2 separate regions of the Mus musculus genome follow, and region 2 is linked to region 1. A link is a loop called in an ENCODE intact Hi-C map of the cell type or tissue named here. Cell type or tissue: gastrocnemius. All regions are shown on one strand.

Region 1 (2,500 bases):
ACTCCTGACTTCCTTGCTGATAAACAGCAATGTGGAAAATGTAAGCCGAATAAACCCTTTTCTCCCAAACTTGCTTCTTGGTCATGATCTTTGTGCAGGAATAGAAACCCCGACTAAGACACTCCCCTTACTCCCTTTATTCTCCTCTCTCCTCTCCCCTCTTCACTCACTCTCTCCCTCTTACTGTCTAGCCTTTCTTCTCTTGCTTTCTTTCCCCTTTCTCTCTTTTTGGCCATTGCCAGGGACTCCGGTGGAGTCAGCTTAACAGATGAAAGTCTGAAAGCTTTCTCATGAGAAAAAAGTTTCAAGGAAACTTACTCCCGGATCTTTGGCTATTTCCCTAACCCATAAAATTAATTTTCCAAATCCACTTTAGTCTAGTGTATGGATCCACGTGCACTCTATATAGCTTTACCTTATAGTAAATGCCTTTTAAGGTTGTATTCTAACATAGCTAAAGCCTTTTCCCAGTATTCTTAGACTCCAGATAGCAGCAAGGAGCTTTACCCATTCAGTAAACAATTAAGCACTTGCCATTTTACTCAGCTGTTTACAGATAGAGACTAAAATTCTCACTGAGATAGAAATTCTTATTACAGACTACATTCCATGCCAAGAGCAAATTAGTATACTATACTGAAAAGAGACAGTCTTCAGATATTGATAATAATTAATGAGGACTAGAGAATTTTGGGGTCAGTGACACTACATTATTCTTGAGGCGTGTCAAGAGTTAACTACCCTGAGGCTATTAACTCTAAGTGTAAAACTCTTGCCTGGCAGAAAGTGCTAATCTCTAATGTAAACATTTATCTGGTCCCTACAAATTCCCTTTGTAGTCACTCCCCTTGCATCTGTGCTAATTTCTAGTGTTATACATTTATCTGGTTCCTTTTGAAGTCACTCCTTTTGCACCTGGAAAAATTCAATGTGCCTTGTTCTGCAATTTATTCTGTATTATAAAAGTCTGATGCTCAACTGTAACATTACATTCAGATCCAACACCACTCGTGTGTCTGGCTGTTTGTCTCATCCTAATCTCTGCCCATCTACTCTAGAGACTCTTTTCTACACAGGCACAGGGGACCAGAGGGCCTGTGGCAGGCCATGACTGCTCTCTCTCTCTCTCTCTCTCTCTATCTATCTATCTATCTATCTATCTATCTATCTATCTCCACCTTTTCTCTTTCTCCCTGCCTTTCTATATATAATACAGTTCTAAAACTGTTTCTGTTCATCAAGACCCACTGCACTTACTCTCACCTCATAGAAATCTCTCTCCCTCAGCCCTCACCTGTAACCCTGGCTCTACAGGGTGGAAGCCCAGGGCTCCTGGTTTTGGGGGCTTTCCCTTGTCCACCCCCCACTGAGTGGGGTCAGTGGCTTAGATGCCCACCTGAGGCTGAGTGGAAAGTGTCTGACAGCCCCCCCTCCATTCACCCGGAGCATAGGAGGAACTCTGGCTGGACATGGGCTATCCTCCCTTCCCCCTCCTTCTCCTGTCCCCTTTTAGTTTCCACGCCAAGTTAAGCTGGGCACTGGACAGCCTGATCTGCAGTCTTTTCTCTGTTTTTGTCTCTGCAATTCTTTTAGACAGAAACAATTCTGGGTCAGAAATTTTAAGTGTATGTTGGTAATCCTGGCCCTCCACTTGGGGTTCTGTCTATCTATATATGATTCTTTATTCTAAGATATTTTTCTGTACATATAGCATTTATTAGGAGTACTTCAATTCTAATTTCTTCAAATGACTTGACAGCATTCTGTAGTAATTTAAAATTACCTTATTATTTCCTATTATGAAATCTTTAGAAGGAAATACATCACTTTTTCATTTTTAGCAGTCTTTTGGGAGAAAGGTTCCTGCTTCTTTGGAGCCATTTGTTGTCTTGTTCTTTCATAAAATTTGTATTACTGTGTTATGATTTGTCCATAAGGCAGGTCAATGGTTTTATTTTATATGTAGGAAAATTTGATGGCTAATTTCAACTATAACTTTAATTGATTAAGAAATACAAGGAATCCCAATTGGGTCTCTGCAGGTTGCAGCCAGCAGAGGTGAATTACACACAATCCCCTGGACTCCATTGTCTAGCTCTGGACTCACTCTTCAGTCCAAGAGGTGTTTGTAGAACCCCAAGAGTATCCTGCTTCCATATGGAAGCCTTCAGAGTCCCAAGCCAAATCATATTGGAACCTTGCCCCACCTATCTATCTTTGTCAGGTCTTTCTGCGATACAGAAAATATTCCTGACATATAATAATCAAAATATTAAACATGCAGAGCAACTAAAGAATATTAAGAGCTCTGAGGGAAAAAGGCCAACTGACATTTGATCACAGACCTACAAGAATTAAACCTGACTTCACAACAGAGACTCTAAAAGCTAGAAGGCCCTGCACACATATCATATGTGTCCTAAGAGATCACAGATATCAGTTGAGACTACTGTACCAAGCAAAACTTTTAATTACCATAGATAGAGAAACCAAGATATTC
Region 2 (2,500 bases), 95 kb before region 1:
TCTTGATGTCTTCTACCATCATCATAAGATATGCCTTTAAATCTGGGTCTAGGTTTTCAGGTGTGTTAGGGTTCCCTGGACTGGCTGAGGTGGGAGAACTGGGTTCTGATGATGGTGAGTAGTCTTCATTGTTGTTAGTAAGATTCTTAAGTCTGCCTTTCACCATCTGGTAAACTATGGAGTCAGTTGTTATAGTTGTCTCTGGTTAGAACTTGTTCCTCTCATGATTCTGTTGTTCTCTACCAGCAGACTGGGGAAACTAGCTCTCTCCTGAGTTTCAGTGGTCAGAGCACTCTCTACAGGCAGGCTCTCCTCTTTCAGGGAAGGTACACAGATATCTGGCATTCAGACTTGCCTCCTGGCAGAAGATGAGGGCCCGAAACAGGACCTGTCCTAGAAGCTGTTAGCTTCTATAGTCCACACTTTCACCTGTGCAGACTAGTCTAGGTTGAGTCTGGGATCCAAAATGTCTCCCGCAGATGCTCCTATATTTAGTTTCTTAAATATAACCTGATCAATATTTATAATGTCATATTTGCTTTCCTTCAACACAAATTATCTAAATTTAACAGTTTTGTTGTTTTGTTTTGTTTTTTGTTTGTTTGTTTGTTTGTTTTTTTGGTGTTTTTGTTTGTTTGTTTTTTGTTTTTTGAGATTTGATGTTGAAACCCCAGCAACCATAGGACCCAATACCAGAGTCTATAAATGGCTTCCCCAGAATGAACTTTTTGGTAAGACTCTGATAAACAAATGCTTAATCAAGAATGACTCTCTCTGATTCCTATACTTAACTTTCCTCACTTCAAAATCCCTTATATTATACTTAATGAGTAGATAATATATGACAACAATATAACTCGTTGTTTCTTATCTACTATGGACTTAATGTGTTCTACTGGAAATGAGTGCTTCAAAATTCAAGTCTCAAGTCACAAATGTGAAAAAAAATACACTTCTCTCTAAATTCTGTTTCTTCTTGTGCTGAGACAAACATGCTTTAGTGAAGTTATGAGTTTAAGAATTTTTATGTAGAAACATCTCTTTTCATTTCCTCATAGAATACATTTCTCCTTATATTTCTACAGCTTGTAATTAATGTTAACCTGAATTCATCTTATACTTGGCCATCCAAAACCCAAAGCCTTTCTAATTCATGGTGGAGCCAATAGCCTGTATGAAGCAATCTATTATGGAATCCCTATGATTGGCATTCTTTTGTTTGGAGAACAACATGATAACATTGCCCACATTGTGGCCAGAGGAGCGGCTAATTCACTGAATATCAGAACAATGTCAAGAACATATTTGCTCAGTGCACTAGAGGGAGTGATAGACAATCCTTTGTGTGTTTACTCTTTTAAAATGTGTATTATTTATTCATTCATTCATTCATTCATTCATTCATTTATTCATTCTGTTTTTATGGAAAGCCAAATGAACAAAAATTATCCTGAAGGTAATACTGATGATAGGAACAGATATAAATTAAGGCATCATTCAGGACATATATAATTCTCTCCTTTGCTTCTTGTTTTTTAACTCTTTGCTATGCCTTATGTTTCTTTGTTATGTAAACCAGGATGGTCTTAAATGTTCAACCCTTCTGCTTTATCCTCCACACTGCATTGTCAAGACTCATATACTACCAGATCTGATTAAATTTTTGTTTTAATTCTTTCAGTAAAGTAACATCAAAATCATTTACTCTTATCCTTGGTAGACAAGGCATCTTTGTGAGATTCCTAGCTGTGAGAACAAGTTGCAGGGACTCTGACTCTTGTGCCAGCTCTTAGGACTCTTTTCCTCCTGTTGGCTTGCTGGATCCAGCCTTGCATTGATAGTTTAGTTTCAACTTATCTTATTTTCTTTTGTCATGTATGATTGTTGTCTCTTAGAGACTTGTTAATTTCTAATGAGAGGCAGTGAGGGAGTAGAACTGGAGGTGAAGTCAAGAGGAGGAAGTAGCAGGATTAGACGTAAACAAAAGGATTATTATTATCAGGATACATTGTGTAAAAGAATAATCCATTTTAAATTTAAAGAATGAACACTCAAGAACACTTGATACTATAAGTTCATATCATTTACTGGGTAGGAAAGATGCAACACCAAGTTGTTGTTCTTTAAGTAGGTTTATTCAGGAACACTTCGCATTGCAATGCAGGAAAGGGAATCCCCTGAACAACCCCAGGGCACGCCTTAAATACACTACTGACTCCTCCCAATCACCCAAGTCATGTAATGGCAGTCCATTGGTTCACAGAAAATGATGACACCTCAGGCGAGCTGAAGAGGCATGGTGTCTGCTCAGTGCAGGTGGCTGGATGTGGCTAAGTCTGAGGTAATGAGGAAATCAGGTGCAGGTCATAAAACCTGGCACCTGTCCAGGCGCCATTTTGGGGCAGAAGCTGCACCTGCTCCTCACATACTACCACATATATATGATTCCTTTTGAAAAATTATGTGTTTAAAATTTTATTATATTTGTATAGGTACATAT

Evidence for each region. A loop is a pair of places that touch in the nucleus more often than their neighbours do. Peaks named below come from ENCODE experiments on the same cell type or tissue, not always from the same donor. Only the 100,000 strongest peaks of a DNase experiment are listed, where the experiment ranks them.
Region 2: it touches region 1 in a loop (7-fold over the local background); 14 of 42 quality-filtered maps call a loop at or near these places.

Annotation. Positions count from the first base shown.
Region 1 is chr5:87,110,598-87,113,097 of GRCm38, reverse strand. No RefSeq gene overlaps it. Among named protein-coding and RNA genes, the nearest start is that of Ugt2b36, 19 kb to the right of the region's middle. In gastrocnemius, no CTCF peak of the experiment used is centred here; a DNase peak (open chromatin) is centred at 1,375.
Region 2 is chr5:87,205,956-87,208,455 of GRCm38, reverse strand. It overlaps the pseudogene Gm19418. Among named protein-coding and RNA genes, the nearest start is that of Ugt2b37, 48 kb to the left of the region's middle. In gastrocnemius, no CTCF peak of the experiment used is centred here; no DNase peak of the experiment used is centred here.